Linked DNA regions of Mus musculus: regions 1, 2, 3, 4, 5 and 7 are each linked to region 6. The links are chromatin loops, found by intact Hi-C in ENCODE. Cell type or tissue: heart. All regions are shown on one strand. Region 1 overlaps Commd1 (COMM domain containing 1). Region 2 has its middle 20 kb from the start of Gm12052. Region 3 overlaps Commd1 (COMM domain containing 1). Region 4 has its middle 40 kb from the start of Gm40816. Region 5 has its middle 24 kb from the start of Gm40816. Region 6 holds the start of B3gnt2 (UDP-GlcNAc:betaGal beta-1,3-N-acetylglucosaminyltransferase 2). Region 7 has its middle 57 kb from the start of Gm40816.

Evidence for each region. A loop is a pair of places that touch in the nucleus more often than their neighbours do. Peaks named below come from ENCODE experiments on the same cell type or tissue, not always from the same donor. Only the 100,000 strongest peaks of a DNase experiment are listed, where the experiment ranks them.
Region 1: it touches region 6 in a loop (2.3-fold over the local background); 2 of 42 quality-filtered maps call a loop at or near these places.
Region 2: it touches region 6 in a loop (4-fold over the local background); 19 of 42 quality-filtered maps call a loop at or near these places.
Region 3: a loop joins it to region 6, with 2.6 times the contacts of the local background. A loop is called at or near these places in 20 of 42 quality-filtered maps.
Region 4: a loop joins it to region 6, with 1.9 times the contacts of the local background. A loop is called at or near these places in 5 of 42 quality-filtered maps.
Region 5: a loop joins it to region 6, with 2.0 times the contacts of the local background. A loop is called at or near these places in 2 of 42 quality-filtered maps.
Region 7: it touches region 6 in a loop (2.1-fold over the local background); 3 of 42 quality-filtered maps call a loop at or near these places.

What each region holds. Positions count from the first base shown.
Region 1 is chr11:22,967,294-22,971,293 of GRCm38, reverse strand. The region is part of intron 1 of Commd1 (COMM domain containing 1); the gene reads left to right. Among named protein-coding and RNA genes, the nearest start is that of Zrsr1, 2.7 kb to the left of the region's middle. In heart, a CTCF peak has its summit at 1,629; no DNase peak of the experiment used is centred here.
Region 2 is chr11:22,629,673-22,633,672 of GRCm38, reverse strand. No RefSeq gene overlaps it. Among named protein-coding and RNA genes, the nearest start is that of Gm12052, 20 kb to the right of the region's middle. In heart, a CTCF peak has its summit at 1,956 (motif pointing left); DNase peaks (open chromatin) are centred at 1,722, 2,462, 3,492 and 3,852; H3K4me3 peaks cover 465 bases; H3K27ac peaks cover 1,682 bases.
Region 3 is chr11:22,956,474-22,960,473 of GRCm38, reverse strand. It overlaps Commd1 (COMM domain containing 1), which reads left to right. Exons shown (of 3, transcript NM_144514.2): 2 at 3,782-4,000. Among named protein-coding and RNA genes, the nearest start is that of Zrsr1, 14 kb to the left of the region's middle. In heart, CTCF peaks have their summits at 2,281 (motif pointing right) and 3,388; a DNase peak (open chromatin) is centred at 3,443.
Region 4 is chr11:22,691,892-22,695,891 of GRCm38, reverse strand. No RefSeq gene overlaps it. Among named protein-coding and RNA genes, the nearest start is that of Gm40816, 40 kb to the right of the region's middle. In heart, CTCF peaks have their summits at 547, 1,699 and 2,630; a DNase peak (open chromatin) is centred at 951.
Region 5 is chr11:22,675,742-22,679,741 of GRCm38, reverse strand. No RefSeq gene overlaps it. Among named protein-coding and RNA genes, the nearest start is that of Gm40816, 24 kb to the right of the region's middle. In heart, a CTCF peak has its summit at 2,200; no DNase peak of the experiment used is centred here.
Region 6 is chr11:22,857,769-22,861,768 of GRCm38, reverse strand. It overlaps B3gnt2 (UDP-GlcNAc:betaGal beta-1,3-N-acetylglucosaminyltransferase 2), which reads left to right and starts at 2,034. Exons shown (of 2, transcript NM_016888.5): 1 at 2,034-2,275. In heart, a CTCF peak has its summit at 1,684; DNase peaks (open chromatin) are centred at 1,238, 1,918, 2,908 and 3,458; H3K4me3 peaks cover 3,286 bases; H3K27ac peaks cover 2,094 bases.
Region 7 is chr11:22,709,243-22,713,242 of GRCm38, reverse strand. No RefSeq gene overlaps it. Among named protein-coding and RNA genes, the nearest start is that of Gm40816, 57 kb to the right of the region's middle. In heart, a CTCF peak has its summit at 2,386 (motif pointing left); no DNase peak of the experiment used is centred here.

The DNA.
Region 1 (4,000 bases), 110 kb before region 6:
TTTAGGTATGATCCCCATAGGCTCTTATGCTTGCACAAGCCTATAGGGGCCAGGGAGTAGAATGTGATGGTTTGTATAGGGAGTGGCACTGTTAGAAGCTGTGGCCTTGCTGGAGTAAGTGTGTCATTGGCTTTAAGACCCACATCCTAGATGCCTGGAAGCTAGTCTTCTAGCAGCTTTCAGATGAAGATGTCAGACTCTCAGCTCTTCCTGCACCATGCCTGTGTGCTACCGTGTTCCTGCCTTGATGGTAATGGACTGAACCTCTGAATCTGTAAGCCAGCCCTAGTTAAATGTTGTCCTTTATAAGACTTGCCTTGGTCATGGTGTCTATTCACAGCAGTAAAACCCTAACTAAGAAGAAAGCTCTGCCTGCCTCTGTGTCACAAGAAAGAAGGTAGATACCTGTGTATAGCAAAAGTTATATTTTATGCTGAGGGTCATCATACAAGGTTCACACTTTAAATTTCTAAATATGGTCCTAAGTCTTTATCCCCAAGGTGCTCACCTGTGTGATGTATCTTAGCTGGAGGTCAGGTCCAGTCTTACAGAAGTCTCTGATTTGAGGGTCAGGATCCTGGGGAGACTGTCCAGCCACAGGGTTCATCTAGGAGGTATCACTCCAGATATGCAGAGCAGTCCGCATCATGGGGTTTATACCTGTATCAGGTTCTCTTGAGTGTGTGAAGTTGCTGGGTTCTGGGTATCAGACACAGTGTTGGCTGTAGTGGAGGTCCTGACTAAGCTATTTTTACATGTGTAAAGACTTTTAAAAAAATACTATACTGATTACACTGCTTCCTGAGTGCCGGGATTAAAGGGCTACAATGCTGTCACTCAGCTAGAAAATCTTTATTAGGCTGCTGGTACTACACTGTGTGTTTGGGACTGCAGTGCAACACTGAGCCTTTCTCAGGGTGACCTTTTAAGCACCAAAACCATATCCTAGGTTGACATATTTCAGTTAACAAGAACATCTAGCCAGAAGCAGAACTAGTCAGAAGCAAGGTCAGTTCATTTAGAATCTTTCCCATAGCTTATGGGCTTTAACTGATTAAATCTTTGTTTTAATTTTTGGCAGGTGGTGCTGTCTGTGTGCTGAGTTTTATGGCCTGAATGGCACTTCCATCATGGAGTCAGTTGTGTTAAGGTCTGGGTCCCTCTTATAGAGAAAGATTTTACTCTTACAATATGGTTTGGATAATGTAATTAAACATTAGTAAAAATAGATTTAAAGAGTACCCCCCCACACACAAGAAAATTAAACAAATCCAGGCAGTGGTGGTGAACACCTTTAATCCCAGCACTCAGGAGGCAGAGGTAGGCAGATCTCTGAGTTTGAGGCCAGTATGGTCTGTAAAAGTGTCCGAACAGCCAGGCTATACAGAGAAACTGTGTCTCTAAAAACAAACAAACAAACAAACAAAAAAAAACCTGTGAGTTAATTACTTGGGATACAGTCTCAGTCTTTAATATAGATTGGCCTGGGACTCCACGGGTAGCCCAGGTAGGATGTGAACTTGCAGCAACTATCTTGCACGAGTCTCTTGGCATGACACAGTCCTGAGGTAAAATATGGGCGTACGTTTAGGTTTTAGCTGTAATTTTATTTTTCTACTGTAGGCGGCAGTAGAATATTGGTTTGCTAATAGCTGCAGGACTGCATAAAGATGTCTAAATGTTTCCTTATTCTGGAATGTTCGAGGCAGAAAATACTTTTGCTGGCTATTCAACAGTAATAATTTTGTGTATAAAAACATCTAAACATTTGGCTTGGCATTTTGAAATTAAAATTATTTTTAATAAAAAATTTGTTTCAATGGGTCTGGCGAGATGTCTTAGTGGTTAGGAGCTCTTTTTGCAGGCTGGCAGTGGCGGCACAAGCTTTACAAATGCATGGATGACAAGTACATGTCACATACAGATGGATAAATTAATATAGTAGAATTTTTAATTATAAAATTAAAAAGAGTGGGAGCCAGACGGTGGTGGTGCACGCCTTTAATCCCAGCACTTGAGAGGCAGAGGCAGGCGGATCTCTGAGTTCAAAGCCAGCCTGGTCTACAAAAACAGAAAAACAGAAAGGAAAAGAAAAGTGCTTGTTGCTCTTCTAGAAGAGCCAGGGTTGATTCCCAGCACACAAATGGTGACTCACAACCCAGTGTTACTGCAGTTTTAGGGGATCAGAGGTCTTTCTGGTCTCCAATTGAGGCAAAACATTCATACACATGAAATAAACAAATTTAAAAATTAGAAAAAGAAATTGTTTCAACTAATTCTTTCATTAAAAAAACAAAACAAAACAAATTCCACAGAATTTTGCATAGCCAGGCACAGTGCTTGTACACGGCTGCAGTCCTAGAACTGGGGAGGAAGGAGGAGGAGGATTGGAAGATGAAAGTCATCCTAGACTGCAGCCTGGGCTTGCTTATTTATACGACTGCCTGCCTATCTATCTATCTACCTACCTATCTATTGATCTATCTATCTATGTTTTTTTGAGACAGGGTTTCTATGTAAAATCCCCCCCCCCCCACACACACACCCACACCCCTCTTTCTCTCAGGTTTTTGTTTCTCTGTGCAGCCCTGGCTGACCTGGAACTCATAGTGATCCTCCTGCCTCTGCCTCCCAAGTGTTGTACTCAAAGGTGTGTGCCACCATGGCCTAGCTTTAAAAAGTCATTTTTATTACTATGTGTGTATGAGTACTTTGCCTGCATGTATGTCTGTGTACCGTATTCATGCCTGGTACCCACAGAGAGCTTCAGTTCCCTTGGATCTAGATGGTTGTGAGGCATCATGTGGGTGCTGGGATCTGAACCTGGTTCTTTGTAAGAGCAGCCACGTTCTTACACGCTGAACCATCTTCTCTAGCCCTACACTATTTCTTAACAGAGAACCTGCCATTACCATTTACGACTTTAAATTTACCTTTCTTTATCCAGAGCATATTTTGCATTTTAGAAAACAAATTATTATTAGTTTATATGAAATATAGCCATGTATTCAAGTCAACATCATTGTATACCTCTGGACTTTGTGAACATCAGTGAGACAGACTATTTCCTTGCCCCTTGTACCTGTATATTCAAGGAGTGGCTACATATGGGAGCATCCTGACAGTGAATATGAATACGCACATAAAGATGAAAGCAAAAATATAAATTAGCCTTTTTACAACTTTCTTTGCCTCCTGTAGAAGAATTTTAATCCAGCAACATGGCTGCTCTGGGAAGGGATAACATCCAAAGACCTAGTTCTGTGTGCTCTGGCTAGAATGCAGATGCACTCCACACCTTCAATCCCAAACAATGCACATAAGATTAGTGTGCAGAGGAAGCAGCACTAGTGTTTGAAAGTGATGTCTAATTGAGAGGCAAAGTGGTGAATCAGAGAAAGATTTGACGGAATGAGTCAGAGATAGGATATTCCCAACTCCTGTGAGAACGCACGGGAAATAGAAGCTATTTAAGAGCAGTGCAGGGAGAGGAGTCCGTCAGGGGTCAGTGCAGTGAGTGCAGCACAGTGGACTTGAGTTTGTTCCTGAGTTCATGCAGTCAGTGTAGGTCAGCAGAGGCAGCAGAAGCCAGACAATAGGAAGGAGCTAGAAGATTAGAATAAATTGCCAGAGTTAGTTTGATGACAGAGCAATTCAGTTAGAAGCCGAGAGAAGTCAGATTGAGTCAGTCAACTTGGAGAGGAGTTTTAGCCAGAACGGCAGAGTTGAACTAGCCAGCCAGAGTTCAGAAAGAACTAAAAAGGATAAGATTATTCAACAGTAAGCCTCTGAGACAATTATATCAGGTGAATAAAAGTTATTTTTATAACCTCCATTTCTCATTTTTTAAAAATATACTTTGTGTGTGTGTGTGTGTGTGTGTGTGTGTGTGTGTGTGTTAGTACTGGTTGTTCTGAAGCTCAATATGTAGACCAGGCTGGCCTCAAACTCACAAAGAACCTCCTGACTCTGTTACCTCCTGTGCTGGAATGAAGAGTCT
Region 2 (4,000 bases), 230 kb after region 6:
ACTAGGGATTAAAACAAAAAAAGAATATTATATTCTATTATATTTTTAATATTATATTTTTAAAAAGAATATTATATTCTTATAATATTTCTGGGATTGTAAAAGAAACCAAAATTGCAGAATTCTCAGTACCTACTCCCTCTTCTGCAATGTCCCTGCAGCCTTAGGAGAGGGGGTTAGTTGAGTCTGTGGTAACCATTGCCCACTGCAGACAAACATCAGAGACACTTCTTTGGTGACAACTAAAAGGCTACTATTAGCATCTAGGGATTAGAAGCCAGAGATGTGGCTTCTTAAAGCATCCAGAAGCACCCGGCACTGCCTAACGACTGGGTAGTACTTGGTCTGAAGTGCCCACAGAGAAGCTGAGCTGGACCTGCTCACAGCATCCTCCTGGCCATTTGCTTCCTGTAAGAGTGTTTGTTAGTCTTGAGTCCTGGGGGCGGGGTGTGGGGTGCACATCCTCACTGAGGAGGACACACAGAACAGTCTGTGCTGCATCCATAAATTCTTGGAAATACCACAAGAATGCTGCAGCACGAACAGCGCTCACTGGCATTGTTTTGCAACAGGCTTGGTGCTGAGCACTTTACATATTTTTATCTTGTCATTTTCATAAGTCAGACTTTGAGCTATTAATTACCCATATTTTATAGACTGGGGAATGGAAGCATGACAGATCTCCTGAAGTCACGGAGCTCTTAAATGGAGGCTGGGCTTCTAGCATGCCCAAACACTGAGACACATTCAAGCAAAATAAGAAAGGTAAGTTCTCAGGAAGAGCTAGCTCCAAGCCTACTCTAGACCCGCCTGTGCTCTTATCTGGGGACATGGGCATTTGAGCCCCTCTCCCCATGGCACCATGGCAGCCGAGTGTCTGAGAGCCAGCAAAGAATGTCTTGACATTTTTCAAGGTGGAAAAGAGTAGAGAGAAGAGAGAAGGGTGTTCATGTCAGTACAAAGACAGCTGGGGTAGAGACAGGCAGCAGAATGAGGACTTTATATTATTTATTATGGCAAAGAATGGCAGGCTTGTGTCTAAGCCATAAATACCCTCCTTTGATCTGTGCACATCAGAGCTAAGTGAGTCACTCTTGGGCCTCAGGAATTGATGACTGTCCTAATCATCACCCTGAATGACCTTCTAGTCAAGCACTGCTCATGCTCCCTGCAGTGACTGTGTCTGGGTTAGACTGGGCCTTGGAAGAGGGGAGGTGAGCCTGAAGTGGGGGAGCACCCACAATTCCTGTGGGTGTGACTTATTTTCCTTTCCCAATCTCTGTTTGGAGATGGTTACTGGTTTCCATTCCTGAGACCAGCAAATGGCTAGAACCAGACCACAGCCTTCAAACCCAGGAAGTCAGAGCTCTGCTGTGATCCAGGAAATGGAAGCCCCCCAATTGTTCGGTTTGAGCAGGGTTATCAGGTTAGCAAAATCTTTAATGTTCCTTTTGTCCTCTTGTTTTAGTAACCCTGCTTCACCCCTGGAAACTTGTTCCCCAATTACAAAATACCATCAGTGCCGCCCACAGCCTCAAAGGCATCACATGATTCTTTTCATAAGGCCAGTAGACAAAGGCCAGAGAACCTCTCTGTTGATGGTTTCTCAGAGTCAGACCGAAGGATAGGTAGGGGCTGCTGAGATGGTGCTATTAGGAACTCAGAGTGGATGTCAGGGGCTGTGGTGGGGTGGTGGGGAGGAGAGGGAGTGCATTCCTAAAGGTCCCTGCACTGCCTTTCAGCCTGGGAACAGCAGGACTCTGGGCTTTGGGCCAGAGAGAAGATGGAGCTAAGGGATCCAGACAGGTGTCGAGCAATGTATTCTGCTCGGTGTCTTTTCTTCCAGAGCTTCAGAAAAGACTTACTTTTACAGTATTAGGAGGAAGGAAGAGAGAAAAAGGAGGAGGGGAAGGAGGGTGGAGAATTTTCTGATACCAGCCGGCTTTCCAGAGAAAATACACTGAGCAATGGTGCCATCCTGTGGCTATATGCAGGAATTGCAAACCCCCCCCCCCCCCAATTTTAACTGAAAGTTCAAGAAAACAAGCAAGTAGTTCCTGCTTTTACACTAGGCGATTATAAGTTCATTCTTGGTATATTCATTCACATAACTATCTAAGGGAAATAACTAGTGTTTGGTACGTGAGTCAATACTAAATGTAAGATTCCTTCACACATTCAGTAAATATTTACTAGTCTTTATGATGTGAATGCATTTTTCTAAAACCCTTGGACCCAACTGTAAGTAAAAATATACATTCTTGCACTTGACATCTTAGCTGGAGGGGAAAATATTCTTACCAGAGTTTTTTGGGTCACAGCCTGGCAGTCCAGCAACCTAGGCGTGGTCATCTCCCTCCCCTCTCAATAGGCCAATCAGAGAGGTGAATAACATCCATCGAGAAGAGAAAGATGTATTCAGTGTGGTCGCACCAGCAAGAGGAACAAACAGCTCCCATAGCTCCCAAGCACACTGTGGGGTCCTGACATGAAGTTCAGGATTAATAAGAGGACACGCGGTACACACTGCTGAGCAGTCCTGGGCAATGAGTGGCCCTGCCTTTCACACCTCCAATCTGTCCTCCAGGTGGGCTTGTGCAGTTGTTAGAGCTGTGTGAAACAGCATTCTGGGACCCATGTTCCTCTCTGCCTCCATCCTTTCTTTCTCCTAGCATGAATATCTTGGGGGATTCTAATCTCATGGCGACCATTATTTCACTAGAGAGATATACAGGACCTTGTGTGTGTGTGTGTGTGTGTGTGTGTGTGTGTGTGTGTGTGTGTGTGTTCAGAATTGTCTAGAATAGCTTCACCTGTCAGGGGCTGGAGATGTAACTCAGCTTGCAGAGTGCTTGTGTGGCATGCAGAAGAAGCCGGGTTCAATCCTGAACACTGAAGAAACTATGAACTGGGTGTCGGTTGTGACGTGCCCATAATCCCAGCACGTTGGAGGTGGAGGCAAAAATCATCAGGGAAGTTAAAGGTCTTCTTCAACTAGAGAGTTTGAGGTGGGCTTCGTATGCATGGGACCGTGTCCCAAAATAAGCAAACAAATAAATAAAATAGAATATTTTTGTTCCTGCTAAGATAGTTACAATATAGACGATATAAACTGTAATGGGAACGACAACATGTTTAACATTAGGAAATGAGGCGGGGACATCAGCCTTTCAGACAGGGTAGATTTTCCTGAGAAGGTGGCATTTGTGCAGAGGCCTGAGAAAACAGAGAGAAGGCCAAGGGGACATTTGAGGGAGGGCTGCCCAGCTCTCCGCAGTAACTCCAAGGGTGAGTTATCAACTAATAGGAGTCAGCTGACCAGGTGGACTGGGGCTAGGCTGACAACCTTTCTGTCACTAGTCCCCAAAGCTCCCCCTCCCCCCTCCCCACCAATACTCCCCTAGCAGAGCATGTGGGAAGTCATTCTGGATTCTCAGGACCTTTGGCAGACCACAGTCTGACACTGACTCTGGACACCGGAAACCCAACGCACTTCACTGAGCGTTCTCTCTGCCCCAGTTGTTGGCTTCCTTCCTTCTGTGCTGGGTGATGATTCTACAAGCCTGCCTTAGCTTACATTGAAGGCCCCAGACCATCATCTGAATGTCTCCCTGAGCCAGCCAAGTTTTTAAAAAAATATCTTGAAGCAATTATTTCAAAATATAATCCTACGTAGAAAAATCTAGCTAGCGGCCAGTTCCTGTCCCTGGCAGATTATTTAGCGCTTCTCCTTGCTGTCAACAGACATACTTTCCAGGCTTGCTCCCCGGGCATCACCCACAGCACAGAACGGGGGCGGGCTGCAGGCAGACCCGCGCCATTTTCCCGAGGACTCTGCTTCTGCCGTCAGGAAGTGCGTTGTTTACAGCTGGAATTGTTCCGAGCCAGATCGCTATCTCCACTGTTCCACACAGGAATCCAGGAGTGTGAGCTAAGCATTTGCTGAGTGGCCTCTGGGTAGATGAGGGGACTGGTCTCAACAGGTTACTTGACTCAGGTC
Region 3 (4,000 bases), 99 kb before region 6:
TTGCATGCCTGGTGCCCAGGGAGGCCAGTGGAGGGCGTTGGATCCCTGAGACTGAAGTCACAGTGAACTGCCATATCGGTGGCTGGGAATTGAACCCTGGGTCCTCTGCTAGGGCAGCCAGGGCTCTTTACAGCTGAGCCATCTGTCAAGCCCCTGTTTACTTTTTATAATAAACATTTTTCCTACGACTGATTTTATATCCTTATAATAAGTTCTTATGTAAGTATATGGAGCTGGGGAACTGACTCAGTTGTAAAGTGCCTGATACTCGCACATGAGGAGCTGAATTTGGTTTCCCGGCATCCATGTAAAAAGCCAGGCACAGCAGCATGCATGTGTAACTCACTCCAGTGTGGAAGTGGTAATGGTGACACACAGACCTAGTCAGTAATCTCCAGGATTACTGAGATATTATGGCTCAAAAGGAAGATGGAAAATGATTAAAGAAGACACTAACACTGACCTCTGGCCTCCACATTTATGTACAGACATGCATGATCGCTCCCCCCCTCCACCACATATGCACACCCATAGCACACATTTGCACACACATGCACACACACACCATGCATATGCACACACATACACACACCACACATGTACACACACATGTACACACACATGCACACAAAGCACACACAGCACACATATGTACATACACAGCCCACACATGTACACAATTACCACACATATGCACACACAAAATATAGTTTGTATTTTTTAAAACATCAGCATGACATAAATAAATGAAAAGCTACAGTAACCTGAGATTTTGTAAGCTGTAACCATTCAAGCAGTCAGTATGTGTTCCTGTCGTACATATATGTGGAATCGCTGTGAACAAATAGCAGCAAATGCACTTACTGTACAGCTGAGCTGCTTTGGCAGCTCATACACTTTACACTCAGCAATGCTTCTTCCAAATGCTCAGCATCCTGTTTATAAAGCTATTTTAGTCACATTTCTGAAAAACTTAGTGTTTACTAAAACTGTTCTAAGGTACTTTCTCAAGTAAACAAAGTTAATTTCTAGGCTGTGGTTGTTATAAACCAGTTTTCTCGTATAGGGTCAGGTGCATAGGACACTGCAGTCACGTGGACTTGGGTCAGCCTATTCTGTGGTATGTTCTTGAGCAGGGCTTGACCATGTTTCCTGTCCTTGTATAGTTCATAAGCCGAGAATTATTTCTGTTTTCGTTCTTTGCTGTTTGTTTGTTTTTGTTTTTTGTTTTTTCGAGACAGTTTTTCTGTATAGGGTTGTCCTGGAACTCACTCTGTAGACCAGGCTGGCCTTGGACTCAGAAATCTGCCTGCCTCTTGTTTGTTTTTCGAGATAGTGTTTCGTTGTTGTTGTTGTTGTTGTTTTTGTATAGTCCTGACTGCCTAGAACTCACTCTGTAGACCAAGCTGTCTCTTCCTGCCTCGGCCTCCTGAATGCTGGGATAAAAGCATGTACCTCCCAGCTGAGAATGCTTTTTACATTTTTATATGTTTAAAAATGAGAAGAAAACTGCAATGAAGCTGATGTGGGCCTTTCTTGAATTAAAAAACTGGTATTAAATGAGAATGCATGACTTTTTAAATTCAATTCTAAGTTGGTTCCCCGTTTATGTTTGAATTGTGTTAAGAAAAGGATGGATTGACCCCAGATCAAGATACTGATTGAAACTCAACCAAAATAGCTTTTATGTTCTAGACAGAGTTATGTCAGAATAAGACATGCTGTCATGGAACTCCTGGTGAGCTGAGGATGTGGGTGCTGCTACTGCTTTCAGACTGTCGGTACAGGGGCGCATCCCCACACACATCCCAGAGTAAAATCCCAGAGTGGAATGAGGCAGAAATGGTACAGAGTTTCAGTGTCGTAAAAGAAGATGCTAATAGGAATATTTAACTCAATTCTAGTATAACATGCTCAGTAATCATTCCCTCTCCTTGGGGACTTGCCATGGAGCTCTACCTGCCCTAGAACTTATATAAACAGGCCAGATTTATTCTTGGCTATTTTCCTGACTTTATGTCCTGAGTGCTGAGATTATAGTCATGAGCCATCAGGCTAGTCTTAAAAGTAATATTTCTATTTCTATGTAATATGGCAATTAAGCAGTAAATGTGTTCAACTGTAATGTGAAATAATCTATCAGGATGATTGGGTGTTTGCCACACAATTTTAAAAAGAAAATTAAATTTTTATTTATTTTACTTTATCATTATCATTTTTGTTTTCTTTTTTACTTTTTTTTTTTTAATGTATGAATGCTCTCTCTGCATATACACCTGCATGCCAGAAGAGGGCATCAGATCCCTTCACAGATTGTCATGATCCACCATGTAGTTGCTGGGAATTGAACTCAGGACCTCTGGAAGAACAGCAGCAGCCAGTGATCTTCACCACTGAACCATCTCACCAATCCGTCCACACAACTTTTATATTAATAGAGACATCAACAACAGTAGATCTGTAGCTGTCCTTGGCCTGTGCGACTGCAGCTGCCCTCAACCTGGTTTGGTGTACCTACAGCAACATCTGGCCAAGGAAGGAAGCTTCTGGGATTCCCACTTCGCCTCAGCTACTTTTGTCCTCAGATTTAGCTTTGCATCATAATTATCCATGTGTCCAGCATTTGGTGGCTCCTTTTTGCCTATGGATAACAGTGTTACGAGTTTTGGCACACTGGTTTGATTTACACCACCTTCTCAACTTTCCTGCAAATTGTTAAACTAAACTAGTTGGCTTACGTCTAACAATACATATTTCTCACTTGTAACAGCTAAATCTTGAAAAGATGAAAATCACTCTCTAAGGGATATAAATAAAGCTTTAATAGCTAATCCTTGGGTGGTAACATTTTTATATCATTGATGGTAGAAAGAATCAGTTTGACTTTTTAATCAGCAGCAGCAGCAGCAGCGATGCCAGTGTCCATATCTGTGTGCAGTCACTTAGGACAACCAGCCAGAGAAACATGGCTCAACAGTTAGGACTCTTTGGCTCTCTGGTTTTATGGAAACTTAGTGCTTCTGACGACCATGTTGTCTGTGAAATGGAAACTAGAATATGAGACTCAATAGAAGTAATAGATGTCTAGGCTGTGCAGCATGGGCTGGATTGAAGACAGCCACAGACCACAGGCTAGCAGTGTGGGCCCAGTAGGTGCCATTGCAATGAGCAAGTATGTAGTTGCAGAGATGGGAGAGACAGAGAAGGTAAGAAGTTTGTGACTATGAAGAGAGAACTGGAGACAGGCTGGCGGTGAGGAACAGCCTGATGTGAGAGAGGCCTGCATTGCCATCTGAGACCATGGTGATGTCTCATGCCTGTGCTGCTGCTCAGGGTCATGTCTGGACTCACCAAAGACCATGCCTCCGGAGGTGGTGTTGATTTGCTACCACACAGTGGCGCCCTGCCCACATGGGAGAGCTGATCCTGCCCCTGCCCCTTACCTAGGCAGCCTGGGAGAGCTGGCTCTGGAGAGCTGGCCCCACTGATCACTGAAGAGCTGGCTCTGAGCCTTGCCTGGCCAGCCAGAGAGTTAGCTCTGGTGGTGGTGTGTGGGAGAACTAGCAGTCTGATCCATTTAACTACCACCTAGGCCCAGATTCAGGGCCGGTCCTACAGACCCACAGCTTCAGGATCTCCATGACACAGGGCAACAGCAGGCTATCCGAGAGGAGTCCTGGTGAAACTAAGTTCAATCAAAATATGTTCTGTAGCTAGGCAGCTAGCTTTGTCTAGTTATCTACCAAGTTCAAATATATTGCTTTTTCTTTTATCTTTATAGTCTATTGCATCTGCAGACATGGATTTCAACCAGTTAGAGGCATTCCTGACTGCTCAAACCAAAAAGCAAGGTGGCATCACCAGTGAGCAAGCTGCAGTCATCTCCAAGTTTTGGAAGAGCCACAAGATAAAAATCCGAGAGAGTCTCATGAAGCAGAGCCGCTGGGACAACGGCCTTCGGGGCCTGAGCTGGAGAGTCGATGGCAAGTCTCAGTCACGG
Region 4 (4,000 bases), 170 kb after region 6:
AGTCAAACTTAGGCAGTAAAGGAAACCATCAAAACCAGAAAGCTGGCAAAAATGTATTTGAACAATGGGACCATGTTCCAGCCTCAGCAAGCTGCAGACCTTGACAGCTTAAGCCAGTGGTCCTGGCTTTAGACTCAAAGATACAAGAAAGGAATGGTGGAGTCTCCCCCCACAGCTAAGAGAAGCTCCTGAGGCCAGGCATCTGTCAGGCATGTCTCTGCATGGAGGCCTAGAGAGGCCATTGCATGAAGCTGTGAAGGTGAAGCGTGGATTGCCTTGGAGACCCCAAGATGTGAGATACATGCTAGGAAAACTGCTAACAGTCCAAGAGACAGAGGAGTGTGTTGCAGTCAACAAAACTGAGAGGAGTTGGAAAGCTGAAGAGGGCTTTGACATCAGACATGGAGATGCAGTTTGGAGTTTGCCCAGCTGGGTCTTGGTCTTGCTTTGTCCAGCATTTCCTCAGTATACTTCCTTTTTTCCCTTTTGGAACCATGATGCATATCCTGTGATATTGTTTGTTTAAAGTATGTGGTATTTTTTTAAAAGGGGGAATTACAGTGAAGAGACTGCCTGAGTCTCAGGAGAGACTTTGCTGAACTTTGGATTTAACAGTGCTGATGCTGTGATAGACTGTGGCTGGGAACTTTGAAGTTGGACTGAACGTGGTTTTGCGTTATGATATGCTACAAGGCTGCATAAGGGTGAGGCAAGCAAACACCAGCTCTCCAGCAGGGGTGCAAGGTCATGGCCGACTGAGCATGGAACCTTCAGGAACCTTCCTAAATTTAAACTCTATTCCCCCGCCCCACCCCCCACTTCTGCAGTGCTTCTCTCTGTGAGCCCTGTCCATAGTGGGAAGGTTATTTTTGCCCCAGATAACCCCCAACAGACATGCAACTTTTGGTCTTTTGCCCAGGAATGTGGTTTCTGACACAGTCTTTGTAGAAGAGGAGGATACTGGACCCACCTTTTCAGCTCTGACTCTACATAACAGAGTACATTCATCTCAGGAGGCCAGAGAGATGCCTCTGGGAGACGGGAACCTTGTGCCCTAGCCTGCCGTGCCAGTAGAGTCTTCCCAGGACTAGAAGGATCCCGTGCTGAGCAGAAGGCTGGAACACCGTGCTGTCATGAGTGGAGCCCTCTGGCCTGGCACTTGTGGCCTCCCTTTCCTGCCTTCTTCACAGAATGTGAGAGGTCCTCAGAGATGTCTAGAAGCTTTAAGTCTTCCAAAGACACAGAATTGGATGATACAGAAAAGTTTAGCCATGCAATTCTTGAAACTGACCAAACCATGCAGATACAATCTGTTTTTTTTTTTTTTTTAATTCATTTGCTTGGTATGTAAAAGTCACATTGTGTGTCTATTTGGTTAAAGAGATGTAGAAAAGGTGCTTTTAAAATTTATTTTTTGAGTTGCTTAACATCTTTATTTTTTACAATGAACATGTTAGTTATATAATCAGAATTGCTATAATACATATATACATATCTAAGGATATATATACACATATATAGGTAAAATATATACACATATATACATATCTAAAGGAATATTAAATGAATAATAATGCAACAATTATATATTTGTCAATATCTTGACCAAAGTTAGGACACTTAACTCAGATACTGATGTCTTGTGGGATGCAGGTGCTTATATTTGGGAACCTGTGAGGAATGGGGTGAAGCCTGCTGCGCCCCCACATGGGGAAGCAGGAGAACTAACCTCATGTCCTGGGAAACTCTGGCAGTGCCCTCGGAGACAGGCCCTTGTAATTTTAGTCTTGTCCAGAAGGTTCCATTTTAGAGTCTGAGGTTTCTTTCTTTTAAACTGGGGTCATCCAATGAGCTTTGCTTAGTTTCTGTGGCATGAGGTCTTTGTGCTGTTGTGTATCCCTGACCCAGGTTGGGTAGGCAACACAGAAGGAACATCCTAGGATCTTGATGTCTCTGATTTGGGAGAGCTACAACTGAGCTGACATCCTCTCTCAGTGGACCATTGCTAGGTACCAAGTTCATGGTGCTGACTTTCCCACAGGGAGGCCGTAATTGGACAGAAGTCCTGGTGGAAAGGAGTCCTGATGTGTAGGAACCCTGGGCTCACTGTCTTCAGAAGACTTTCCCAAATCATACTCAAGTTACCTACTAACTGTAGTAGGGCCAGCCATCACTAGCAAAATTCATTTCTTTCCTTAGGGGCTGATTCACCCGCCATTCTTCACACTTTGATTCCTGTCTTGGTTGTCTGATGTGGTGCAGCAGTAGATTGGGCAACAACGTGTACCCATCATGCAGTGCTAGGGGCACAGTTCCTAAGAAGTGAGTCTGTGGTTAGGCAGTTATGAAGAGGGATATACAGAGGATCAGGCTGCCACAGCATAGGCAGAGCAGGGGTGGTGTGTGGGGGTCAGAGGCAAGTGGGAAACATTTGACTCAGACACAAGGAAACCAATTCTAGGTGACAAGAGGTAGATAAGTGGAGGGACAGTGAGCTCTGCTGAGACAGTCCTTACCTTTCATCCCTAAGGTAGCTGGAGAAGAAAGCACAGAATTGGACAGTTGCCAGACTCAGATCCTGGAGGCTCTTCCAGAACAGGGCATCTCAGTTGAGTACAATTCTGCCCTCTAGGGACATCCAGCAGAGTGTCATAAGGCTGTGTGGGGTCTGGGTGAGTCACTCTAAGGAAATAAAGTCTCAGCAATGCACAGGAAAGCCCTTGACCACAAAGGACGACCTGGCTCAGAGCATTGTCAGAGTTGAGGTTGAAAAACCCTCTTCTGAGACTTTCTTTTTTCCCTTTTCTAAAGCATGGGGGAATCATGAAGGGGCTTTACCCAGGAGAGTGTTGGGTTAGTGTTATATTTATAACCAAGTGTAGCTCCTCTGAGAAAGTTCTGTGGCTCAGCTGTGGTGTTTACAGTCATTTTCTTTCATGGTTCCAAAGCTGTGCTTCAGATGGGAGTTTCCAGCTATGATATTGCCACCCTAGTATTTACCCTTTGGCTGGCCTTATCGGGTCATCTCCCCAGGGCAGAGACCCGATTCAGAGCTAAGCAGCACAAGGGCTTTTTTTCTGAGCTACACAACAAAAGTCACCACACTAGGGCTTGGTAACTATTTCAGCATCTGAAATAGCAGGCAGAAAAATACCTTGGAGATGTCCATGATGCTAATCTCCCAGATCTGTGAATATGTCATGTTACACGCAAAGGAGGCTTTTGCAGATGTGATTAGTTATGGATTTTGAGATGTGAGAAGATTATACTGGATTACATGAGCAAACTCAGTGTCAACAAAAAGGTTCTTAGGAGAGGAAAGCAGGCTCACGCATGAGCAGAAGGGGGTGGGCACGCTGTAGGGTTGGGGTTGGGTCAGATTCAGATGATGGAAACAGGCCAGAGACAGATCGGAAAATGATATGTTGACAACTTTGAAGATGGAGGAACTGTCACTGTCACCCTGTGTTGACACCTGGCCATAGAAACTGGATTCTAAAAAGAGATGTTTGTGACCCTTCCTTCTACTTTCAAACTATTAAACCAGTTGACCACAAAGAATTAAAATTTCTCTACACTAGTAAAAGAGTTACAGCTCTTGGGTCAGGCAGGGGAAAGACTTGCCTCACATGAGGGGATTCCACACAATTCCTAGGCAAAGCTCACAGCTAACTTAGCATTAGTACATTTATAGATTTTATTTAGTCTTTTCTCTAAAATTATAACATGTACCAGAAAGGCAGGGAGAGACCAGGAGTCTGTCTACTGTTTGGACAAAGTGTAAATAAGTTCTTGTGATTATTATTTATTAATTTCCATTTTTTAAATTTATTCTGAAATGCAGAAAACTTTTGGGCTAGAGAAATGGCTCGTTGATAAAGAGTATTGGATGCTTTTTCTAGAGTACTGGGGTTCGATTCCCAGCACCTACACCATGACTCACAAACACCTAGAACTCTAGTTCCAGGGAACCTGACACCATCTTCAGGCCTCTGTGGGT
Region 5 (4,000 bases), 180 kb after region 6:
TTTCCTCCTAGGACTGCTTTCATTGTGTCCCATAAGTTTGGGTATGTTGTGGCTTCATTTCATTAAACTCTAAAATCTCTTTAATTTCTTTCTTTATTTCTTCCTTGACCAAGTTATTACTGAGTAGAGTGTTGTTTAACTTCCACGTATATGTTGTCTTTCTATTATTTATGTTGTTATTGATGGTCAGCCTTAGTCTGTGGTGATCTGATAGGATGCATGGGACAATTTTGATATTTTTGTATCTGTTGAGGCCTGTTTTGCAACTGATTATATATTCAATTTTGGAGAAGGTACCATGAGGTGGTGAGAAGAAGTATATCCTTTATTTTAGGATAAAATGTTCTATAGATATCTGCTAAATCCATTTGTTTCATAACTTCTGTTAGTTTTTACTGTATCTTTGTTTAGTTTCTGTTTCCAGGATCTGTCTCATGATGAGAGTGGGGTGTTCAAGTCTCCCACTACTATTGTGTGCGATGCAATGTGTGTTTTGAGCTTTACTAAAGTTTCTTTAATGAATATGGCTGCCCTTGCATATGGAGCATAGATATTCAGAATTGAGAGTTCATCTTGGTAGATTTTTACCTTTGATGAGTATGAAGTGTCCCTCCTTGTCTTTTTTGATAACTTTAGGTTGAAACTCGATTTTATTCGATATTAGAATGGCTATTTCAGCTTATTTCTTGGGACCATTTGCTTGGAAAATTGTTTTCCAGCCTTTTACTCTGAGGTAGTGTCTGTCTTTGTCCCTGAAGTGGGTTTCCTGTATGCAGCAAAATGTTGGGTCCTGTTTATGTAACCAGTAAATTATTAGTTTATGTCTTTTATTGGGGAATTGAGTCCATTGATATTAAGAGATATTAAGGAAAAGTAATTGTTGCTTTCTGTTATTTTTGTTGTTAGAGTTGGGATTCTATTCTTGTGCCTACCTCCTTTTAGGTTTGTTGAAGGATTACTCTCTTGTTTTTTCTAGGGCGTAATTTCCCTCCTTGTGTTGCAGTTTTCCCTTTGTTATCTTTTGAAGGGCTGGATTCATGGAAAGATTTTGTGTGAATTTGTTTTTGTCGTGGAATACTTTGGTTTCTCCATCTATGGTAATTGAGAGTTTTGCTGGGTATAGTAGCCTGGGCTGGCATTTGTGTTCTCTGAGGGTCTGTATAACATCTGTCCAGGATCTTCTGGCTTTCATAGTCTCTGGTGAGAAGTCTGGTGTAATTCTAGTAGGTCTGCCTTTATTTGTTACTTGACCTTTTTTCCTTACAGCTTTTAATATTCTACCTTTATTTAGAACATTTGGTGTTTTGATTATTATGTGTTGGGAGAAATTTCTTTTCTGGTCCAGTCTATTTGGAGTTCTGTAGGCTTCTTGTACACTCATGTGGATCTCTTTCTTTAGGTTAGGGAAGTTTTCTTCTATAATTTTGTTGAAGATATTTACTGGCCTTTTAAGTTGATAATCTTCATTTTCATCTATGCCTATTATCCTTAGGTTTGGTCTTCTCATTGTGTCCTGGATTTCCTGGATGTTTGGATTAGGATCTTTTTGCATTTTGCATTTTTTTGATTGTTGTGTCCATGCTTTCTACAGAATCTTCTGCACCTGAGATTCTCTCTTCCATCGCTTGTGTTCTGTTAGTGATTCTTGTATCTATGGCTCCTGATTTCTTTCCTAGGATTTCTTTCTCCAGAGTTTTCTTCCTTTGTGATTTCTTTATTGTTTCTACTTCCATTTTTAGATCCTGGATGGTTTTTTTTTTTCCCCTTCACCTGTTTGGTTGTGGTTTCCTGTAATTCTTTAAGGGATTTTTGATTTTGTGTTTCTTTAAGGACTTCTACCTGTTTAGCTATGTTCTCCTGAATTTCTTTAAGGGAGTTATTAATGTCCTTTTTAATATCCTCTACCAGCATCATGAGATATGATTTTAAATCCAATCTTGCTTTTCTGGTATGTTGGGGTATCTAGGACTTGCTGTGTTGGGCATATTGGGCTTTGATGTTGCCAAGTAGTCTTGGTTTCTGTTGGTAACATTCTTATGTTTGCCTTTCACCATCTGGTAACCTCTGATGTTACATGTTCTAGCTGTCACTGGCTGGAGCTTGTTCCTTCTGTGAGTCTGTTAGCCTGTATCAGCACTCCTGAGAGACCAGCTCTCTCCTGGCAAGACCAGTGCACTGAGGGTTGTGGAACAGCCCCACCTCCTGGCTGCAGATGTAGGCATGTAGGACCTGTCCTAGAAGCTCTGCTGCCTGTGCTCTCCTGCACAGACCCGCCTCAGAGAGACATCAGAGAGAAAATGGCGATCTCACCTGAGTTCTAGGGTCAGAACCCTCCCTGGAGGCAAGCTCTCCTCTGGCAGGGAAGCTGCACAGAGGACTGAGGATCAGCTCCACCTCCTGGCTGAGGATGAGGGCCCCATAGGATTGTGTCCAAGAAGCTGTGTTGCTTCTTCAGCCTGAGCACTCCTGTGCAGACCTGCCTCAGAGAGACCCCGGAGAGAAAAATCAGTATGTTACTTTTAATCCTAAATTCAACTGTCACCCTGGGCATCATATCTATATAAGGTTTCTGGTGCGATGACTGACATGTTTGAATGTGCCCTCTAAGACTTCATGTGTTAGAGGCTTGGGCTTTTGTATAGCAATTTTTAAATTTTAGATTTATTTTTATTTTATGTGAATGAGTGCTTTGCATGCATACATGTATATTCACCACATGCATGCCTGGTGCCTACCGAGGACAGAAGACAGTGTTGGTTTCTCTGGAACTGGAGTTACAGTCAGTTGTGTGTCATTATGTGGGTGCTGGAAACCTATTCTAGGCCCTTGGCAATAGCTACACATGCTCTTAATCACTGAGTCATCACTTTAGCCCCTTATATAGCAATCTTGTGAGCCGGTATGGGCCTTTAAGGAGTGGAGTTTAGTAGGGGGTGTTGTCACTGGGAACATGCCCTCAGGAGAGATCACAGGACACTATGTTCCGTAGCTTCCTGTTTGGTGATATGATCTTGCCCTCCTGCATATACACGTGCCACCTGCCATGGATTCCACATCAGAGCCAAGCAGATGCCAGCATCTTAACCTGGAATTGTCTGACATATAAGTGAATCTCTCTCTCTCTCTCTCTCTCTCTCTCTCTCTCTCTCTCTCAAATAATGTCAGCCTATCACATGTATATTAATGAAGCAATAGGAGAACATACTGATACACTGATATGGACCATAAAGATAACAAAATACAGCCTCTAATATGTTGACTCCTCTTCAGTGGGCCATTCATGTTACGTAATAGTTGATCACTTAAAAGAACACAAAGTAAGACGTCACAGAGCCCACAAAGTGGATCTTTTAATTTTCTGTTCTTGACTGCTCATAAACTTTTATCTAATAAATGACAAGAATGTGTGTGTGTGTGTGTGTGTGCGCGTGTGTGTGCATGGGTGTGTGCAAGTATGAATTTTCTTTTTCTATAAAGTATGATTTATTTACTTTTTTAGTAATTCAGAAATACGTTTACAAGTTCTTTGATACTTACCACTTCAAAGTGGAACCAAATCCCCCCTAGAGAATGAGAGTGAGCTGTCTTTTTCATAGCATAGTTTGTGGAAGAATTAACAACATTTTCCTTTAGGACTCTCAAAACTGTCCTGGAAGGCTTTTTCTGCTTTCTCTTTTGCTTACTTGCTGGGGAAATGGAGCAGGGGTGGGGAAAACAGCAGTTGTCATGTGAGGATACCCAAGCAGTTCCTTGGGGAGGTCTGTGTGGCAAGGAACTGAGACCTTCTGTCAAAACCCATGTGGGTGAACCATCTTGGAAAGAAGTCTTCTGATGACAGCAACCTCAGCTGACTTTCTGGGTGCAGAAAAGATCTAGCTGAGCAGTCACTCAGCTAAATCACTGCTTGACTGGGACCATGAGGTAGCAATGCAGGGGCGTTGGTGTCCTTCTTGCTGACTTGTTACACAGTAGTAACATAATTATCCTTTGAGTAAAACCA
Region 6 (4,000 bases):
TAGTTTTAATTTATTTAATTATTAAGCACTTCTTTGGTCGTCTGCGCCTGGGTTGGACAGCACATTTGTTGAATGTATTATCTCTGCCTTTCGATGATGAATCCCTCATAACCTAAGAGTAAGCAGGACAGCTAAGTGGGTGTGGAATCCAACACTTGAGTTATTTCCCCAAAGTCACACTGGAAGCTGGATGGAACATTTCCAGCTGCACTCAATGGCACCAAGGAGAAAACGCCTTTAAAAAAAAAAAAGACAAAAACAAAACTACATGGCCTGGGCAGCTTTTGGCAGCTCTGAAAGACTCAAGCTTTCTTTCCCTGTTGCTTGCCAGCTGACTTTACTCAAAACTTCTTGCCTAGCAATCCTTGAAAGCATGTCTGTGGCTTCGGAGAGCCATTTAAGGGGGAAATACAATAACAAAATGCCCACCAAGAATCCAGCTTTGTCTCGTCACAACGTTTAAATATCAATACGGCAGTCTGCAGTTAATCAAGTACACAGACCTAACTTCTAATTTGCTTCTTTTATTGGCTTTCTGAATTATAAATATAATCGTGGGAAAAAATTCCTCAGAGTCAAGAAAAGCATACAATTTCTCTTCCTTTCTTGTTCAGAGTGACAGTGGTTAACAGTTTATGTGAACATATAAAAATCCAAGTTGTTGTTGTTGTTTGGGAACGTAGTGACAAACATAAGAACAGATCGGTCTGCAGATTGTCAATCTTAACATTTCCAGAACCACTGACTCAGAATTCCTTCTTGTGGATGACCGTACACACGTGGCTCTGCGCTCAACCCAAACAACTCGCACTTACTTCTTTCTGCGGCTGTAAGTAAGACTTCGTGGTCTTGGTCGAGCTGGCTGAAATTCAATCTCCAGCGCTCGAAAGTCAATGGCATCCCTTTGACTAACTCCATCTGACAGCCTTCTGAAAAAAAAAAAAAAAAAAAAAAAAAGCAAACAGGTGTAGAGTGTTAACTTCTCAGTGTGATTATCTCCAGAGGGTCGACCGAAGGCCTTAGCAATAAGAATGGAGGGGAGAGGAAGCAGCTTCCAAGCGCGTCCCAGGTTGTGGGGACCAGGCTCTAGGTTCGGTGTTGAGGGCGTGCCGACTCGGCCGGCCCACCCAGCTCTACAAACTAGAGCAACTTCTCCATCCGGTCTCCCCGGCTTTTTCCTGGGCCTCACCTTGGCACGTAGCGCTCTGGGGAGCCTGGGGAGGCGCTGGGTTGGGGGTGGGGGACCGTTCCGGGTCCCGCGTGATCCATGCTTGGGTGTGGTTGGTGCTCAGTCCAGCGGCATCACGGGGGTTCAGCGTTCAGATGTCTTGCTAAGCCCAACTTCTGAAGTCGCCGAGCGAACTCCGCACCCAGCGCCTCCCGCATCTTGCATTCTTGACTTCCTGAGACCCGAGTGGAACCACGTGGAGACCTCATCGTGTCTTTGATGGCTTCATAACCTGAAGGTCCGAAGAGGCCAGATAGGCACCACCCTCAGGCCTTGGGCATCTATCTAGGTGGCTGCCGCTACTATGTACGCTGAGAGCAAAGGTCAGGTGCACTTGGGTTTCCCTCTTCTCACCTCCCCTCGTGGATCCCGCTCACAAGCCACTCGGAGCCGTCTAGACTTAGCTACATGCCAGTGCTGGCTGGCAAATTCTCACCAAGCGCCACGCCCTGGTAGCTGAAGAGTTTACACTAGACCCTGGATCTCAGCAGGGTTTGGGACTCAAGTCTCAGCTGTTTTTCTGGGGGAGGCTACTTCCTGGCGGAGCGGGGGAGACTGTAATCTTTGGACACCGCGCGCTCCAGTGAAGCCTTAGGTTTTCTCAGTGCTACGAGGGGCGGAGAGCTCGGGAAGGGCCCGGGGGCGCAGTCCCAGCGGGACCTGGGCGCCAACTGGCGGGAGGGTTCGAGTTCGGCCTTTCCCAAACTTGGGCCACGGGGCGGGAGCGCGGCCTTCCCGGCGGTGACGCGCGCGGTGGCGCGGCGTGTGATTGGAGAATCGGGCGGGGGCGGGACCGAAGGGACGCGGCAGGGGGCGGCGGTGCCAGGAGCCGGGGCCGAGAGTAAGGCTCAGCGGCCGCCGCGGCAACAAGTGCTGGAGCTGAGGCGAGCCGGAGCCGCCCAGACCCCGCCGGGCCGCCCGTCCGCGCATTGCGCATGGAGCGAGAGCGGCGGCGGTCGCGGGGCTGAGCCGCAAGAGCGGCTGGGACGTGGATGCGGCCGCGGTCTTCCGCCCCGCCCCGCCGAGCTGGAGGTGTCCCTAGACAAGGTAGGGCCGGGTGGGTGGGCACCGGCCCTGCATCCCCGCCCCGCCGCGCTAGTTCCGGCCGGTGTGGGCGCCCCGCGCTCTCGCCGCTCTTCTGTGGCTCCTGCGTTGTCTGCGCATACGTTCCATCGGGTTCCCCTCACCGCTCCCAGTCTCACTTTCCTGGCCTCCGCACATCATTTCCCTGGCCTCCTCACCTCCCGGATATCCTCACCGGTCTCCGTTCTCCTGTCCGGCTTCCTCACCTCCTGGTCCTTCTCCCCTCCTTTACAGCCTCCTCACCTTCTCCCCAGTCTCCCGGCCTCCACCTCCTTCCTGACCTTCTCACCTGCTCGACCTCCGCTCTTCCTGCACCCACAGGGAGAGGGCAGCGACACCCTGAGCCGCGCTGTACCCCGCGCACGAGGTGCGGGCCTGGGCGGCGGGGGAGCGTCGCGGGCGGTGTTCTGCCCCGCCCGCGCACTGCGCTGGTCTAGGGTGCCGCAGGGGCAGATCAGGTGTTTGTGAGCCGCTGGCTGCCGCTTTTCACCCCCATCCGCTGGCACTGTTATCTTCGGGTCCCCAAAGACTGGTTTCTGTGAAACTTCAGGAGAACCTTTCGCGTTGACCTCTAAAAAATATTCCACGCCGCCCGCGTTGAATGATTAACTAGACTCAGGACTGCCTGGGGAGCTGGCCCTGCGACTGGCAGGTGGGCGCACCTGAGGGGCTGGGACCCTTCTGGGGACGTAACACCTAGCACCTGCTCAAATGCACTCGCCTAGGGTCCTCTGAGCTCCCGGGTCTTGTGTGGGAAGGAAGCTCTGAAGACTCCTCTCTAGTGTCATAGTGCGTGCGAGGTCATCTTGAAAAGTAATGCACACTTGGGTAACCTGGGCTGGCCCCATGTTCGCTCCTGCCCCAAATACAGGGTGGCTGGCCTTCGCTCCCCTGCCCACTGTGGTCTCCCAACTTGACTGCTTCAAACGATTAAACCTGTTCTTCTGCCCCCTCCGCTCCCCGCCAAGCCGTAGCTTTTTCCAGGTTTCGAAGCCAATGGGTGAAAATGGGCTTCGTGTTATTACAGGTTCTTCCAGGGTACTTCTTTGTGCCTCGGAAAGTGATGGGATGGTTAATGAGAGGGCCACTGGACCTGAGTGGAGCTAGGAGGGCGGGACCGGGGCCCAGCCGTAGCGCACTTCTGTGGGGTTTGGACCGCGCACTTGATAGGGGACCGGCTCAGGGGCAGGCCGGTCACTTCCCTCCTGTTCTAGTCCAACTTCTGTTTCTTTTGAATAGAGATTATGAAAGCTGATGGAACCCCGGGGAGTTTTTACGCCGGTCCTAGAGCTCTTTATACGGTTAGGTTTTAAGACCAAAGAAGTGTGCGGGAGCCCTGTAGAACTCGCCCGAATAATTTCCGGCCTTTGCAGTGTGTACAGATATGTTTATCAGCAGATCTGCTTGGAACTCCTTTCTCGGCGTAGAATACTGCTTTCCCCACTCAGGACTCAGCCTGCCGTTCTTAATTTAGTGTTTTTGTGTAAATGTCGGATTCTCTGCTAAACTTAGGAGTCCATTCTAGAGGCTTGCTCTGCCACGTGCTGATAAATGACAATGTTTTTTTCCTTAAGAGGCTTGTATCCCCTATTTAGTTTCGGGAATGGGATACTTGGACAGTAAGATTGTTTTTAAGGACAAATAAGATGCTTAAGCGCTTATAGAGATCATAACGAAGTTCTTGGTGGC
Region 7 (4,000 bases), 150 kb after region 6:
CATTTAAGCTGGAACCCAACTACTAAATCGCCTTTTTGCCTACATTATGAGAAGGACTCAGGTCCCTGGAAGAAGTCTGCTTGACATTTATAGTAGGTCTACCTTCCTTGCAGAAGCCCTGAGCTGGTTACTCATTCTGCAGGAACTGTATCCATTCATGGACTTTCTCTGTTCCTTGTTCTCTGCTCCTTTTGTACCCGGCCCCATCTCCCACCCCACCCCCCCAACCCCAACCCCCGCTGCCTCCTGACTTATCTTGTAAGCAGCTCTTCTCATATTTTTCTGAGAAAGTCCATTTTTACAAAAATCAACTAAGGATAATTGTTTCCTTCTCATTAAGTATAATAAGTGTTCTTGGCTCCCAAGGCATCCTAAAGAGGTACCTTTTATATATACATACAAAGGCTAGACAATTGAACCCAGCCCAAAGAACCAGGATTTCCCCATTGGCTGGTGCCAATTTTGCAGCACAGGGGATGACTATACAAGGGGAAGCCTGGAGTATTGTACTCTGACCTACCTCAGACCCTAACTGGCCTCAGAAGTATTGGCCACATACAGTATATGCTCAGATAACCACATTCTGCATTTCACACCCTCAAGCTAAGCTTCTGGATTCAAAAGATCTCTATTGGATTGTGGGGCAAATGGAACTATGTCACCAGATGGAAACTGGGAAAGTTGAGCTTAGGGAAGACCTTTCATGGAGCAGAAGGGGCTAGAAGAGCTTTCCCCCTCTGTCTAGGGGACTGAATATACATTAATTTAACACAATGAGAAGTATTTTTAAGTTTACATATAAAAGACAATCAAAGGAAACTCAAACATTTAATGATCTTGTGAATATGATAGTTGATCATATAATTTAGCATGAGAAATACCTTAAGTCTATAGTTAAAAGACAACCAAAGGAAACTGAATTTGTGATTACAAAAGTTTGATTATATAGTAGAATGTTTTTTTAGAGCTAGGCTAATTTATAATAACTCTATTGGTTAATGTTAGGATTTTTTTTTTGTTTGTTTGTTTTTGTTTTTCGAGACAGGGTTTTTCTGTGTAGTCCTGGCTGTCCTGGAACTCACTCTGTAGACCAGGCTGGCTTCGAACTCAGAAATCTGCCTGCCTCTGCCTCCCAAGTGCTGGGATTACAGGCATGTGCCACCACTGCCCGGCTAATGTTAGGATTTTAAACTCTTGAAGTCTCAATATAACAGTGGCATAGCAAGGGGAGGAAATATGAAGTTTTTAGTCACTGGATACTGAGTTTAGGTAAGGGAGTAAGAGAAGGTTACATCTGCGAAGGGTTATATCTAAACTTGTATATACGTTATTATGAAGTCTGTGAGCAAGGTTAACTGGTCTGTCTTTTTGATAAGAGATCTGGTAGTCTTAACTAGTTAAGGAATTGACTAATGAGCTAATATGGTGGTGGATTACCTTGGGGTAAGAATCTAGTTGTCTGTTTTCTAGCTGTCAAGCTGCAGTTAGCTTAGCTGTCAATGTTATTAGAAATCCGGGAAGAATAAATTATAATCTAGATGTCATATTTTAATTAAAATGACAGAGGTTGGTCTATAGTCCACTACCTACACAATTCTCCCAGGTCCTTGTGGTCGCCATCACAACTCGGCAGAGTCAGTCTGGTCATCCAGCCCAGAAGATGAGAGGCTTTTCCTGGAGAGTAGGAACATGGGAGAAATGAATGACTCACGGTGTCTTAGGCAATATGAGACATTTAATTCTCTGGGTTCCCTGTTTGTCCACAGTTCAGGAAGAGCCCTGGCAGCAAGTAAGGCAATGGGGCAGTCTTTCTCAGTGGTTATCATACCACAATCCAGGTAGTCTCTTGATGCTGTGTTTATATCTTCTTGGAGACTCTGTGTGTGTGTGTGTGTGTGTGTGTGTGTGTGTGTGTGTGTGTGTGTCGGGGAGGGGGGTGTCACTGTTAGGATTTGAGAGTCTTTGTCTGTCATAATAAGCATAAACATTTAACATTATATTTAGCAGATTTCTGACAAGATTGAGAGCTGGTATCTATTAAGCATATCTGGGCTAGACAATTTGTGTCTGCTTTTAATTACTTGCTTTACAGTGTATCTAGCAAACAAGGAGGTTACATTGTAACTTAATAACAGTAATGACAGTAGCAAAACCAAGGCTAAACATATCTTTAAGGCAGTGATTTTCAACCTTTTAAATGTTACAAATCTTTAAGCTAATATTAAATTAAATTATTGTAAACATATGAAAAAAAAAATCTTATCTGCCCATAACAAAGATGGCAGATAGTCATAAGACTGTCTTCAACTAAGATGGGACTGAAGCTACAGCCAGCCATGTGACTGCCCTTAGCTAAGATGGTGCTGGAGCTATAGTGCCCCCTGAAGGAAAGTCAGATGTTTGTTATATCTTAGAATGAAACAACAGAAGCATGGCTATGTATCAGCAGAGGCAAACATATAAAGAGACAAATAGACATATTTTGCCTGGCAGGCATGGCATTATGTGCATGTAAAGAGATGTCTCCCTGTCACTGCAGGCAGCTTCTGCCACCTTGTGGGTCCGAGCAGCAGCCCGGTGGGTCTGTGTGGTACATGGAGCAGCTGAGTTGCTTGTGTGGTACACAACTGACTTAAAACTGGTATGGACCAGAATGAAATCAGAGACAAAAATTTCCCAGGAAGCAGAAGTTTAAGGCTGCCCACTACAGCAAATGGCTGGCATTGGAGGTGGCTGTCGAGCAAGTTAAGTTTGAAACAAAGTATGGAGAATGCTGTTAGAGTCAAAGTTGTGGGGAGCAGAGAGCATGGAATGGAGAACAGAGAGCAGGGAACCTAGAGCGGGGAGCAGAGAGTGGAGAACAAGCTAGCTAGATCACAAAATAAAGTGGTTTGGCGTGAAGGTGGGGAAAAGCCTATACATAGGAAACCTTCCATTCTTTGGATAGCTGGATAGAGCTGTAAAAGTTTTAAGTGACCAATTAGAGTTATTATCTAGTGGGTATTGGGGACAATTTAATGGGTGAATTTGGAAGCCTTTAAGACCAGGAGGTGTCCCAGTAGGGAACCTGGAAGTAGTGGTAAAGACATTCCCATTGAGTAGGAATGGCAGCCAGGCTAGATTACCAGGTTGTTATGAGGTGAACTAGGGCCTGAGCTGTGGACCAGTGCCCGAGCTGTGGGAGAATGGTTTACCTGTGCCCAGGATTTTTCAGCAATGAGAAAGAAAGCATGTCGAGGAGAGAGAAAGATCCCTCCGAAGGGAAGAGGTCCTAAGATGAGGAGTTAGTGAGAAGAACCACTCATGGAGACTGCGAATACCTCCGTCCTCAAGAACACTAGAGGGTGGTCAGCCGTCCCTTTAGACCAGGGCTGTTTACACTGACCAGTGGTGGGGAGGCTTACCAATTCACCTGTGTTTGGATGGCGAGATCTAGCACTCTGATGGCTGAAATGTCCATGCTGTGGGGAATGTGAACCTGCAAGTTTGTAAATCTGAGTCATGGCACCAAATGATGTTTTATAAGCCAATGATATGTTTTGTAGATCACGGTATGGTGTGGTAGGAGGGGTGCTTTAGTGGGCCCATGCTGAGGCATCTCTTCCCACTGAGGTACCAGCCATATGACATGTCTAGTATAGAATAGAGTTTATTTAGGGGCATGGGAGGGGGGTTGAGAAGGGAGTAGAGGCAGAGAAAGAGAGGGGACAGAGAAGGACAGAGAAAGAAAGGGAGAAAAAGAGAAGAGAAAGAGAGGGAGGGGGAAGGGAAGGGGAAAAAGAGAGAAGCTAAGAGAGGCCAAACAGTCCTTTTTATAGCAAGCCAGGTCTACCTGGCTATTGTTAGATAACTGTTAGGCAGAGCCTAGAAGGAATGCTAAGGTGCTAACATTCCTCCATTTTGGTTTAATTTTAAAATGATAAACCAGAAAGAGGTGATTGAGGCAGGAATAGGGTTGTAGAGATCTTTAGCTATTTTCTGCTGACTTTTACTTCCTCTA